2 separate regions of the Homo sapiens genome follow, and region 1 is linked to region 2. A link is a contact called in ENCODE Hi-C or POLR2A ChIA-PET data. All regions are on one chromosome and are shown on one strand. The core of a region is the stretch at or near the end of the contact, and the rest is flanking DNA. Distances in the headings are between cores, read along the strand shown.

Region 1 (7,197 bases), core at 912-3,411, 57 kb before region 2:
TAGTTATCAGATCAGGTTTGAGGGGAGATGTGACCCCAGGGAGAATGCTCAGTGAGAGAGACACTGGCGGAGGCCCTTTTTCCCCATATCCTTCCAGCTAAAGCAAAGGGGGCATCTGAGCAGAGGGCTGGGGCTCCTCCCTGGGGGCAGGAGCCCAGGACTGGCTTCTGGCACCCAGTAGGCACCAAACAAATGCTCTCTCTGTCCATCATGACATCAAATGCTGACCACAAGCCATCGGAGCTGAAACTTTGGCCCACAGTATATATATGACTTAACAGGCATTGGGCCCACATACCAACCAACAGCTCTCAGGTAACTCCTTAAAGGAGAGTAAAACATAGCATTTAAAGATTAAAGACCATGGTGAAAATGTCGAGAGATAGATGGTGTCTGTGAACCCTCACAGGCCCCCTAGAGTTGGCTTAATGAAGATGACTTGAATCCTAGACAACCTTGCAGCTGTTCTCAGCTTGCTTTTCCCTCCCACCATCCCGGCCCACCATCTGGGGCTGCAGGAGTCGCAGGCAGCGAAGACCAGCATTGAAGAATTTCTCACTGAAGCCACTTTCAGAGTTCTGTGGGATGGCAGGTTGTTCAAGGCTGGGAACTTAAGTGTCTCAACATGTGGGGAAAGATAGAGGGAGCTGTCTGTCGCACTGGACTCTAGAGATCCTTTACATGCTAATGCAACTTTGGATGGAGTTTCTAAATATTTCCAATATGCATTATTGATTTCCTGCTCCAATCAGCAAAGAAAAAAAAAGCCGTGTCAAGTAGAGAGAGAATGAAATCTGGAACATGGAGCCATTTCCCATGGAACCATCTTCTTAAACAATTCCAGTGTCTTATTCTTGGCTTTCAAACCATGCTCTTGCCCATCCATGACCTTTCCTGGTCTGTGAAGAAGGTGAAGAGCTATTTTCAGTCCATCTCTCATTTCAAATGCTTGTCTAAGCACAGTCCCCCCAGCTTCCATTGGAAAGTGGAATGTGGCTTCCCTCTGCCCTCTTCCTTGTACCACTCGGAACCCTGGAAAGATGAAGGTCCTGGTCTCAACCTCACTATCTGTGGTGAGAACTACTCCCTGCTCCTGCTAACAGAGCCTGTCAGCACTCGGGTCCCTGGGGGACGTGTGCACCAGAGCCCCATCAGGATGCACATGCTAGGTGGGCACGCCATTGGGGCTGACCACATGTAGCTTTTCAAGTCTTCAATGAAACTCACAGAAGCATCACTGGCCATGCAAAAACTCTTCACCTGTAACATGGACCTGGGTGTCCTCAGCTCTTCTCCCACAAGGGGGACTTCATCCAGCCATGCAGCGAGAGGCGGGCTGATGTGCACACACACTGGGAATGACATTTACACACGCTGTGTTCAACGGCATCCTGGGATGAGGGAATGCTGCCATCATCATCCCATCCCCTCCCAGCATGATAGACAACTTAACTTTGCAGTTGGTTTTTTCAAACTTCTCAGCAGCAGCCTGACACGCACCTCTCATTGCCATGTGCTGTGCAGTTATGAACCTTCGTTCTGATCTCTTCTCTGTTCGTGGTTGACAAAATGTATCACTCATCAATTTTGTGCTGGGAAACCTAATTTAGCATTTGTCAAGAACAGCTCACTTGGCTGACGAGAGCCTCCACTCTGCTCTTCGGAAAATGCTCTGAAACTTCCACGGTGTCATGTCACTCTTTGAAAGTCTTGTAAGGGATCACAGCCTGGTGACAAAGAGCAATGGAGTCACTATCCCAGCAAGTTTTGGCTTTCAGGTATTCTCTGCTGTAATTTTCTAAGCTTTTCCTTTCTGCTGCATATGCAAAATCTTCCTAGACTTGCCCCAGCAGGGGCGCAGATTGCAGGATGGCTTTCTATATTTGTACTGGAATCAGGCACACACTATTTACATTGTTTCAGTTATTCTAAGCTGTGCTGTTTATGTTTCCATTTGTATCACTAATTTTATGCTTTACCTAACTGCTTTTGAACCATGGGTCTATCTTTGTGAACTAGGAACAGATTACATCACCCAGCAAAAGTAAGAAAAAGCACAAATGTTTACAAACATAGAATAACATGCCAATTCTTTCTGGATGTGATAACCCACGAGCAGGCGCCCTGTTGGACTTCGCTCCAGGGAGCCAGCCAGCCCTGACGTGTGGTTCATGCCCAGCCTTTAACGATTATTGAAGACGTCATGTGATTTCTGTGAAACATGTAAGCAAAGTTGTTTCATGGCTTTTGTCCTGAAACAACCAACGACCTAGCAGACAGAGTAGTTGCCAGGGTCCACCAGGGTCCACCAGGGCATCAGCAGGCACCCACAGAGAAATGTCCATCTCGCCCAAGGCTGCGGGCCGCTTACGGCCGGGGCCGTGCATTGTTTCCTCAGAAGCATATGTGTGGTGGACGTAAGGGAACAGCATCCTAAGACCAGCCAAGCTGGACAGGCAGAGGCCTGAGTTCAAGTCCAGTGCCCTGAGGGCAGGCCAGCGAGAGGGCCTCTCTTGGCTTCCGTCTTCTATGCTGCAAAACAGGAATGAGACCTGCTTTGTGCTTGAAGGGGTGTAATGAGATCACATGTTCACAATTCCCCACACAGGGGGAGCATTCACTCCTGGCTGCTGTTAACACTTTTTACACAATAGCCGATTGTTAATAATATTAATCACACAGAAACTCATCTTATGAAGAAGATATCTGCCTAGCACAATCCTGCTTTCCTGAAGAGCACCCATTGTTTTCCTCTCGTGAACCAGATCGTTCCCTGCCGCTCAGAAATCAGCAAGCTGGAAGTCAGAAAGTGGAGCTGGATCACATCCACCCCAGGGAGAAATGCACAAGCTTCCAATCAGTCCTCGTCTCCCTGGTCCACATAGAAATTTGGACGCAAAGGCAACCCGCTGGATGCAGCAGATGAAACCATTCATTGACAGTTTACTTTTGGCTTAGAGCATGTTTCTCTCTGGTTAAATATTCATTATGTGTTTTTATTTATTATTTACGAGGCACAGGGGAGAGTCTGAGTCTGATTTCAGTTTCACAGACGGGATCAGCTGCATGAATTTTCCTTATTCTCCAGGAGGCCGGCTCCTGGCACAGACTCTAATGACAAAACAGCCAGACCCCGGTCCTCAGTCTCCCTCCTGCCCACTTCCCCAAGAGGCCCCTTTCTTCTGCTTCCTGCTGCAGCTGCCACCTTCCAGGGCAGCAAGGAAGCAGTGCTTGGAGTCCAGGGACAGTGAGCCCTCCCCATCCTCAATGCTAAGGTGCTCCACCTGCTCCCGCCTGATTTGTTCCCAAGTCAGAATAAAAAGCAAAGCTTTCTCCCCCCAAAGGTGTTGATAATGTCACTTTTGTCCCAGGAGTATTTGGGTCCCCATTCTTCACCTCTCCATTTAAATTGATTAATTGCCCTTTAAAAATGAACCCGGAAAATAAATTGCCTAATAAAATAAATTATCTTGTACTCTGTGGTGCCCACAATCCACTGAAAGCTGAGAAGAAGCTAATGAAGCAGCAAAGAAATGACTAATGCAGGAAATACACTTAATAAAGAATAATTGATCAGTGATCACAGGCTCCTCACGCTCCACCGGGGCTTCCCCGGAGAAGCCGAGATTCCTCTCACTCCGGCGGCAGTCCCAGGGCAATGGCAGGAGCCTGATGGACAAGGCAATTAGACATTTTCTGTGAGTCAACACCCCCAGCCTCCCTCCCCCAGTAAAGGACGGTGCTCCGACTATGGAGGAAGCCAGCCGGGAGGACAGTCCTGGAGCAGCAGCCTTCAAGCCTGTGCCCCCTCCTCCAGGGGCTCTGATGTTGACCCTGGCAGGTGGCCAGGACTTCAAGGCCAGTGTAGCACCCCCAGCCCAGTGGGCGTCCCCAGCCCCACAAAGGGAATATTTGGAAGCAAGTTCTGATGGGGCCAAGGCTATAAGCAGGGGCAGTTTTTCCCTCCAGGAAGAACAGACTCCCTCAGGGAGGGACAGGGACCATGCCCCCGGCCAACCCTGCGTCCAGCCTGTCGGGGCAGGACTGTGTCCACCATTTCCTGAGCGATGAAGATCCAGGAAGAAAGGCCGTCCGCACCCAGCCCAACAGGCTGGGCAGCCTCCTGAGGATGACAGTGTCTGGTACACAGCCACAGAGAGGAGTTCCGGATGCTTGTGGGAGGGGGTGGAGTCAAAACAACAAGTGCTGAGTTAAAGGCAGATGCAGCATCCCTGTGGAGGGGTCAGACACCCCACGACCAGGCGTGGCATTCCTGGAGGGGACGCCCTCCCCTCACTCTGCCCCAACGGGCACATCTGTTGGACACAGGCTGAACCGTGGGGTGGAGAAGAGCTCACAGTGGGACCTTTGGAGACAGGAGCACAGACCCATGGACACGTGGGCACAGTGAACCCACAGGGGAAATGGGAGACAGGAGCTGCTTGTTACCGAGAGCCGAGCTTGTGCCTGATACTGCACTAGGTGCATCACCTGCACTATTTCATTCGATTCTCATACCAACCTTGGCCAGCCAGAGCTCCTGCGCCACTCCGCAAGGCCCCAGAGCACTGGGCTTCTTACCCATGGTAATTTCCTTCCATGTATCACATTGCTCAAACACCCGCCTCACTTGTCCATCCTTCCATACATGCATCCATCTATCCATCTGATACAGCTGGACGTTTGTCTCATGTTGAAATGTAATCCCCAGCTTTGGAGGTGGAGCCTGGTGGGACATGATTGGATCGTGGGAACGTGATTGGAACATGAATGGCTTAGTGTCATCCCCTTGGTGATAAGTGAGTTGCCTCTCTCTGAGTTCACATGAAATCTGGTTGTTTAAAAGAGTGTGGCACCTTCCCCCTCACTCTCTTTATCCTGCTATCGCCATGTGACCTGCTGGCTCCCCATTGCCTTCCACCATGATTGGAAGCTTCCTGAGGCTTCACCAGATCCTGAGCAAATGCCAGCACCACACTTTCTCTAAAGCCTGCAGAATCATGAGCCAATTAAGCCTCTTTTCTTTATAAATGACCCAGCAGCCTCAGGTATTTCTTTATAACAACAACAAAAAAAGACTAATACATCATCCCTTCATCTATCTATCCACCATCCACCCATCCATCCTTCTATCCATCCATCCACCCCTCCATTTATCCATTCAACCATCTATCCTTCCTTCTGTACATCCAGCTTCCACTCACCCATCCATCCATCCAACCCTCCATTTATCCATTCAACCATCCATCCTTCCTTTTTTGTTATACTTTATGTTCTGGGGTACATGTGCACAACGTGCAGGTTTGTTACACAGGTATACATGTGCCGTGTTGGTTTGCTTCACCTATCAACTCATCATTTACATTAGGTATTTCTCCTAATGTCATCCCCCTCCCAGACCCCCACACCCTGACAGGCCCCGGTGTGTGATGTTCTCCTCCCTGTGTCCATGTGTTCTCATTGTTCAACTCCCACTTATGAACGAGAACATGTGGTGTTTGCTATCCCTTCTTCCACTCATCCTTCCTTCCTTCTTTCAATCTATCCATCTATTCTTCTATCCAATGAACCATCTACCCATTCATTTTCCACTCACTGAACATTATTCACAAATAATCTGCCAACAAGACCCTGCCTGTCTTTATCTCCCTAGATCACAAAGATTGGGCTAACCCATAGTCTCCATCATGTTCTAGTCAGCAGCCCATCATTCCGACCCACTGGGCATCTCTAGCCTTTTCTTTGGTCATTTGAGCCTAGAGGTGGAAATATCCACATCCACCACCTGGACCCTCTAAACAGTTCACACAAATTAGGTTTTTGTTATGAGGAGGTCAACCCTTGACTGTATTTAGGGCAAGAGAGGCCAACATGCCTTGGGCCAGGGTGGGGAGTTTCTCAATGGTCAGGAGGAAGACAGTTCTTCTGGAAGGCACTGTCAGGTGGAAATTTCATCCTGACTCGGGGCTCACCCAATTCCTCTAAATACACATCTCTGAAAATATAAGGAGCACGTTTGAATGTATTCATCCTCAGCCATGAGGTCACAGCTGAGAGAAAGAGACAGTGTGCACCGAGAAGTCAACTCTTCCCAGAGAGAAGGCTAGCCTTTTTCTTGACCCCAGGGGGTGTCTCTGGGCCCTGGAATGTTCTGCCTGATAAGAGGGTCCTTGTGTACCTGGGGGCCCTGGGCCATGCGGGGTCATCTCACAGTGTGATTTAGGGTGGGGACTTTGGGCCTTGAGGCATCAGCTCAACCTCTGGGGGCTGGAGACTGAGGTCAGTAGGCCATGTCTGTATGAAAAGGCCCCCTGAAGACTCTGGGCATCCAGGCCCAGGAAGCTCACAGTTGCCGTGCTCCATGCGCCTTGTCACAAATCATTGCTGGGAGGTGTGATATGGTTTGGCTGCGTCCCCACCCAAATCTCATCTTGAATTCCCATGTACTGTGGGAGGGACCCAGTGGGAGGTAATTGAATCATGGGGGCAAATCTTTTCCATGCTGTTCTCATGATAGTGAATAAGTCTCACGAGATCTGATGCTTTTATAAGGGGGAGTTTCCCTGCACAATCTCTCTCTTCACCTGCTGTCATCCATGTAAGATGTGACTTGCTTCTCCTTGTCTTCTGCCATGATTGTGAGGCCTCCCCAGCCACATGGAACTGTGAGTCCATTAAGCCTTTTTCCTGTATAAGTTACCCAGTCTCAGGTCTTTATTAGCAGCATGAAAACAGACTAATACAAGGTGTTACCATGGTGAGTCCACAGGGCAAGAACAATTAGAAGGTCGGTACTTGGAACCTTCTGGATGCTACCTCACACATCTCTTCCCTCGGCTGATGTTTTGGGGTTTGTTTGTTTTTTTTTTTTTGAGACAGGGTTTCACTCTGTCACTGAGGCTGGAGTGCAGTGGCATGATCATGGCTCACTGCAGCCTCTACCTCCTGGGCTCAAGTGATCCTCCCACCTCAGCCTCCTGAGTAGCTGGGACCACAGGCATGCACCATCATGCCTGGCTAATTTTTGTGCTTTTTGTAGAAACAGGGTTTCGGTATGTCGCCCAGGCTGGTCTCGAACTCCTGGGCTCAAGTGATCTACCTGCTTCAGCCTCCCAAAGTGCTGGGATTACAGGCATGAGTCACCATATCTGGGCCCTCAGCTGATTTTAAACTGCATCCTTTCACCATGATAAACAT
Region 2 (7,294 bases), core at 292-2,791:
CAACATGATTCCATGGGTATGGTATTCTCCAAAATAGAAACCCATGGTGATGAAAGACAGATCAGTGATGGCCAAGGGTGGGATGACGGGGAGATGCTGACACAGAGGGTAGCATGAGGAGGCTTTGTGGGACGATGGGGCTGTTCTGTGCCCTAACCAAGGTGGAGTTTTATGCGTCTATACATGTATTAAAATTCATGGAACTGTAAACTAAAAAGAAACCTATTTTACTATAACAATTTTTTAATTGTGTAAAAGGAGGAATGACTTAGGTTTTTTTCAAACAATTTTTTCTCTCCCCTAAGAAAACTCCCACCCTCAGCTGTTAGAAGCTCACCTTTTCTTCTCCCCACATTAGCTTCTCCTTCAGCGTCTATAAGGGAACCACTGGCCTATCTAGAGGAGAACCGATATGGCCCCTATGGCCTCCTGGGATGCCGCAGAAGCAAATCTCCTTTCGTACATTCACATTCACAGGCTGCCTCTGAAGATAGGAAGGGCTTGCTTAGTTGGACCCTTTTAAAGAAGTTTTGCAGTTCACTTTCCTGGGCTAGTGGAAAGACGAGATAGTTAGGCCTCGGAACCCAGAATTCACTCTTGCCCCTGACATGGAATTGGGATCATGGCTCACTGCCTTGGCCTGGGAGAAATTTCAAGCCAGGTCAGAGGGAAGGACTGCACCAGGACAGGCTGTTGGGGCTGGAGGGACCCGGAAAAAAAGAAAAAAAGAAAAAAAAAACTCATCAGGCACAGCAGCCTCCACTGCATCTGAGTCTGGGGCTGGCCCTCCCACTACGCAGACATTGTCAGCACGCTGAGGAGGACCCTGCAGTGGGATCGTGTCCTTGGAACCCCAGCTCAGCTCCATGAATATCCTAAGCTACCAGTTTTCTCCAGCAAAGCTCAACAACCCTGGGCACTCCTCCAGGTCTGGATATGGAGGGTGATTCTCAGGCAGAGCAGAGCAACCCCACACCTTTTGGTGGGGCGCCTGGAAACTCAACAGCGAAGGGACCAGAAAACAGGAACAGAAACCCGGCTGTGCTTTGATCGCACCTCTTTTCACCACTCCGATGCTCTCCCCGCCCCCACCCTCCCACGGTGCCCGACAGAAGAGGGGGTGGCTGCGGTGATGCAGCCGGCGAAATAGCTTCACCTGCAGCTGTTGTTTTAATGCTAACTTTTCAGCTATTCCCAAGGCCAGGCTCGAGTTTGATTAAACTCCATTCTTGTACTTTCTTCTCTGCCCAAACCCATCTTGCTGAGGCAACATAATAAAGTGCAGTAAGTGGCTTCGATCGCTCACCAGAAAGTGATTTTCTCAACAAGGGCTGAGGGCGATTTGGGTTCCCTGGGTCCCTGAACCCATTTGCTGGACTTGAGAGGTTTTTTTGAGACCGAAGTATTTTGAAGTATGTTTTGAGGCTAATGTATTTCCATCTCTCCCTGGATCGGAGATTTGTGGAGTTTCAAAATGCGTGTTATAATAATAAACACAAGCTTGACAGTTTACTGTCTCCCTGGGGAATCCAGGCCTGTGCCACTTCTCCCCACAGTGCTGAAGACATAAATAAATGCAACGGCAGCCACGGCGGCACCAGCGGACCCCAGATTATTCCTGGAGGACAGCCGGCGTCAGGGGCCGCCACGGAAATGGGGGTCTCCATCAGGAATAGTAGCCTGGAGAGTTTTCAGATGACAGTGCCCCCTGTCCCCAAGGTGGGATCATGGCATCATAGACAAGCAATGTGTGGTTCCGGTGCCAGGGATGGAAGTTTCTGGAGCACTCACTGCCCTGGCCCCTAATCTGGTGCCCCAGCTTCCAGAATCATCTCCTACCACTCCATCCTCCACGGAACCCCATGAGCTCCCAAAGCCCAGCTGCGGTCTCGTCATGTACCCACTTAAAACGCAATAGCTCCCAAGGCCCCCTGGGAGAAGACCAAGCCCCACTGTGGGACACGGACAAGCCGTCCTCAGTATCCACGTGGAATCTTTTTTTAAAAAGGGGGCGGCTGGGCGCGGTGGCTCACGCCTGTAATCCCAGCACTTTGGGAGACTGAGGTGGACAGATCGCGAGGTCAGGAGATTGAGACCATCCTGGATAACACGGTGAAACCCCGTCTCTACCAAAAATACAAAAAATTAGCCGGGCGTGGTGGTAGGCGCCTGTAGTCCCAGCTACTTGGGAGGCTGAGGCAGGAGAATCACTTGAACCCTGGAGGCAGAGGTTGCAGTGAGCTGAGATCGTGCCACTGCACTCCAGCCTGGGCGACAGACCGAGACTCCATCTCAAAAAAAAAAAAAAAAAAAAAAAAAAATGGAGGCTACTCCTTTTTACTCCTTTTTTAAAAAGGAGATAGAAAATAAAACATGGTCATGGTGGGGTTGGGGTAGGAACTGGAGACATGTGAGCCAAGGGATACGAAGCAGATACAGAGGCTGAACAGCTCTAGAGGTCCAGTGCACAGCCTGAGGATGATACTTCATAATACTGCATTGCGCTCAGGATTTTTGCTCTTGCCACCAAAAAAAAAAAAAAGGTAATTATGCGAGATAATATGTTAATTTGCTTGCCTATCATAACCATTTTACTATCTATATGTATCAAAATATCATGCTGCACATCTAAATTTATACTTATAGTATTTTTATCGTCTACTATATATTTTTTAAGAACTCAGCAGTTCCCCATGGTGGTCTCTGTCCTCACCCAGCTCCCAGCCTCCCTCTCCTCTCCTCTCTATACATGCTCTGCACCCCAGCCTGCCAGACATTTGCACCCTAACGCAGCACAACTGCACCCACGGCCAGGCTTTTGTCCCGGCTGTTCCTCTGCTGGGAAGGACCTGCCTCCCACATCCTGCCCAACCTTCCCTGCCACGATGACTTTGTCCATGGTCTGTTCCTGACAACCACATGGCATTATACATAGGTGCCTATGTGTCTTTTGTGTCTGTTTCTTTTTTTTTTTTTTTCCAGCTACACTAGGAGCTCTCTGGGGGCCAAAACCACTTCTCTGGATCCCAGGACTTCATCAGCATCTCCTGAAAGATGCAGAAAAACAGAAAACAGAGAAAACATACATTTTACAAATATCTCCTGTGATCCTGAGAACTAGAGGCTATTAACATCTGACTCTTCTGCCAGGTCCCTTCCTCTGCCTAGTCCTGTCTGTAAAATTGGTGCCCTATATTCTATTCTCCTTTCCAACCTTTTTTCATGGAGCAATGCAGCATGTCAGTAAACATCCTATGGTTTCAGTCAGCAAGTATCAGTTCGTGTTAGTAAATATCCTATGGCTCCAATTCATTTATGCAGCCAGTCCCCTATTTTAGACATGATCTTTTCCTATTTTTCAGTATTAAAGACCCTACTGCAGCTGGCATCCAGAGTGTACAGCTCAATGCCTGTTTGAAGTGCCCCTTAGGATAAATAAATTCCTAGAAGAGGAACACTTCTGGTTCAAAGATACATACATTCCAAGCCCTTGAGACAGAGGGATGAATGGATGGATGGATGGATAGATAGATAGATAGATAGATAGATAGATAGATAGATAGATAGATAGATGATAGCTAGATAGAGATGATAGCTAGATAGATAATAAACACATGACAGGTAGACAGATAGATGATAGATAGATAATAGGTAGATAGATGACAGATAATAGGTAGACAGATGATAAAAGATAGAAAGGTAGATGATAGACAGATGATAGATAGTAGATATATAGATGATATATAGATAGAAGTTGATAGATAGATGATAGATAACAGGTAGAAGATAGATAGGTGATAGAGAGACAGATGATAGATAATAGATAGAAGATAAATATATGACAGATTGATGAAAGGATAGATGATAGAGATGACAGATGATAGATAGATAGATAGATAGATAGATAGATAGATAGATAGATAGACAGATAGACATAAGGAGAATTGGAGAGTGATCAAGACATCTGTGCTGACTTCCTGAAAGCTGACCTCACTATCTTAGTTTGGACCGTCATAACAAAATACGAGAAACTAGCTGCTTAAACATTTCTTCCTCACAGTCAGTTCCTGGTCAGGGCTCTCTCTTGGCTTGCAGACAGCCACCTTCTCACTGTGTCTTTGCACGGCATTGGGCAGGGGTAGGGGAGCAGTAAACAAGTTCTCTTGTGTCTCTTCTTATAAGGGCACTAATCCCATCATGGGGGCCCATCTTCATGACCTCATCTAACCTTAATCACCTCCTAATCACCAGCCCCACCTTCTAATAGCATCACACTGGGGGTTATGGCTCCCAAATATGAATTTTGGGGGAACATAAACATCCGGTCCATACCACCCCCTGCCCTCCCCACCAGCCAGGATCAGGGGTGCTCTTTCCACCACAGCGCCAGCACAGGAACCCAAATCTGGTCATGCTTCCTTCTCATTGGGCCAGAGACAATCAGCTTCTTCAATGATCACCCTCCTCCCAGGTTGATATGAGGCTTTTAATGGGTTGAAATATAATGGCCCCAAAAAGATATGTCTAAGTCCTAATTCCTGGTACTTGTGGCTATGACCTTATTTGGAAAATGTGGCCTTATTTTGTGGATGTAATTAAGTGAAGGATCTCAAGATGAGGTTATTTTGGATTGCCCAGGTGGGCCCTAAGTCCATGGATGAGTGTCCTTCCAGGAAACACAGAGGAGACACACAAGGGGCAGAAGGCCATGAAGACAGAGACAGAGGTTGGGGCAATGTGGCCACAGCCACCAGAAACTCCAGGGGACAAGGAAGGACTCTCTCCGGAGCCTCCAAGGGAACATGGCCCTGAGGACGCCTGGACTTTGGACCTCTGCCTTCTGAAACAGTGAGAGAATACATTCCTGTTGCTTTAAGCCCCTTGGTTTGTGGCATCTGTTACAGCAGCCCCAGGAGACCAACACACAGATCCCGCGCAGGGCGGTGGAGGCTGAGGACTCACCTCCCTGCACACCTGTGACTCCCAGTAAATAAAGAAGAGGCATGCTGTCAGAATGGAAGTTCATTTTGTAAGAAAACCTTGTTTTAAAGAGTTTAATTTTTTTTCTGGTTCCCTTGGAAAAGTAGTAAGACAATAGATTTCCCCATTCCAGGCAGAAAAAATGTACATCAATGTGAATGGCAGAGGCTTAATTTGTCCCGATCCTACATGTTCCATCCTTCCAAACTATTAAAATTTTTAATCAAATATTTTGGTTATTAAACTGTCTGAGGTTGGCAAAGGTTTGCTTTTATCTTATGTTAAACTCCATCATGGTCCAAATAAAATGAAATTAATTTGAGATGCCAAAAGAAACTCAGGTCAATAGAGTATTAATATTTCAAGCTACAGGAGCCAGTGTGTGGCAGGTGCTAGGAGGGCCCACCTGCTCCTCCATGCCAGCCCCTGGGTCACGGGAGCTGCAGGGCACAGTGGCAGGTGGGCTCAGGGGCCCACACAGGAGCCTGGAGGCCAGGAGCTGGGGAGAGGAGGTTCATGGAGACCCTGGACCAGTTCAGGCTGAGCTGTTGGAGAAAGTTTCCAACAACACGAGTTCCTGTTCAAATGCCCACCATGTGCCCTCTCCAAAGTGACTTTCCTTCTCCTCCACTTCCCTGATGAGTCCTATGGGTGCCTTTCCATTTCTCCCCATTTCCTCCTCAGTCTCTCAGCAGCCTAAGGGCCAAATTCTCCTCTGCTTCCTTCTGGCAGGCTCCCCGGGGCTCCACCTCAGCAACCCGGCTCCCATTGCCTTCACGACGGCCCCAAGCCAGCCTTCAAGGTCACCGCTCGCAAAGGAGGAGGGTGCAACGCAGCACAACCGCCCGAGTTCCAGCAGCATGAAGTTCCACTTTATTTCTGTCCATGGAACCAGCAGAGCCTGTGAGCCCACAGCAGAGTCACCCGCATCACGTCCCCAACACACTGGGAGCCAGGACCAACAAGGAGTCGCTAAATCAGGGTTGCTCTGCTCAGCGCCACTGACGTTTGGGGCCAAAAACCTCTTCATTGTCCTGGACATTGCAGGCTGTTCAGCAGCTCCCCTGGCCCTACTTACAAGATGCAAAAGAAAGTTGTGCCATGATGCTTTTGTTCAACAAAGGAAACTGAGGCCCAGGAAGGGGCCAGACCTATGGAAGTTCACACTCCGCACTGTCTTCTCAACCCCCTGCCTCTGCAGCCCAGCACCTTCACCACCCCGCATCCATCCTAATCCCTGTCCTTGAAGATCCGCCCTCGAAGCAGACACTGTGATGGTGAAAGCAAACCAGCCCCGAGTGTGGCTGAGACCCCAGAAGGGAGGAGGGTGCCTTCCTCTCAGGACACAGGATAGCGTGTCTCCCACCACCCTAGGGGAGCCCCAGGATTCTCCCACATTCTTGGTCTTGGTGGGGTGTGATCCTGTGATGGTTAATTTATGTGTTAGCTTGGCTAAGCCATGGTACCCAAACATTTGGTTAAACAGTAGTCTCAACGTTGCTATGAAAGGACTCTTCAGATGTGATTAACTTCTTTTGTTTCTGGAGATAGGGTTTTGCCACATTGCCCAGGCTGGTCTTGAACTCCTGGACTCAGGCAATCTGCCTGCCTCAGCTTCCCAAAGCGCTGGAATTATGTGCCACTGTACCTGGCCAAGATGTGATTAACATTTAAACCAGCAGACTCTGGAGTGTGAGTGGGCCTTGTCCAATCAGGTGATGGTAAAGATGGAGGCTCCCGCAAAGAGGAGGCGTTCTCCCTGCAGTCTCATCAATTCATCCCTGGGTCTCCAGCCTGCTGAGTACCACTTTTTGGACTTGCCAGCCCCACAATTACATGAGCCAATTCCTTGTAATCTCTCTAGCACTCTCCCTCTCTTTCTCCATATCTATATCCAATTGGTTCATCTCCAGAGAAGCCTGACTCATACAGCTTCCATCTCAGGCAAGACAACAAGAAGGAGACTCCTCCTCTGGGGCCTGGGGGAGAGCTAGCACACAGGCAGGCTGACCCTGAGCCCCTGCCACCCATTTCCTCACTGGGCAGCTAGGTCCACTCTGTGATGTGGGCCAGGCAAGGCCCCCGCGGGCTCTCTGGCTCTGCCCTGGGGAGGTCAGCTCGGTCTCAAGGGACTTGCTGGCGAACACACACAGACTGCTCATCTCCCACATTTCCAGTTTCCTTGCAGGGATGCAGCCCTTGAAATACATTTTCCTGAGTTAAGAAAGAGAGAAATAAAAGGGGGCAAGCCAGCTTCAACTTCACTTGGCATTGCCCACCCAGAGCCCAGGGACTGGCACTAACGGACAACGGG

The links. Hi-C counts contacts between places; a loop is a spot of excess contacts on that map. ChIA-PET counts read pairs that join two places held with the same protein, here RNA polymerase II (POLR2A). Pooled maps may share reads with other maps.
Region 1: a loop to region 2 is called in a map of CD14-positive monocyte, with 3 times the contacts of the local background. The contact joins two enhancer-like sites. A Hi-C loop is called at or near these places in 2 of 168 maps with a recorded cell type or tissue (CD14-positive monocyte and transverse colon), 1 of 37 single-sample maps with no recorded cell type and 1 of 50 pooled maps. POLR2A ChIA-PET finds 5 or more read pairs at or near these places in 3 of 52 experiments (B cell, OCI-LY7 and Panc1).

The regions. Positions count from the first base shown.
Region 1 is chr1:4,079,040-4,086,236 of GRCh38, reverse strand. No RefSeq gene overlaps it. Among named protein-coding and RNA genes, the nearest start is that of LINC02780, 110 kb to the right of the region's middle. Within about 2 kb of position 2,161, at least 3 of the 41 ENCODE cell types and tissues checked have a DNase peak (open chromatin) inside an H3K27ac peak, as active enhancers do.
Region 2 is chr1:4,021,463-4,028,756 of GRCh38, reverse strand. No RefSeq gene overlaps it. Among named protein-coding and RNA genes, the nearest start is that of LINC02780, 49 kb to the right of the region's middle. RefSeq lists an enhancer at 1,745-2,245. Within about 2 kb of position 1,541, at least 3 of the 41 ENCODE cell types and tissues checked have a DNase peak (open chromatin) inside an H3K27ac peak, as active enhancers do.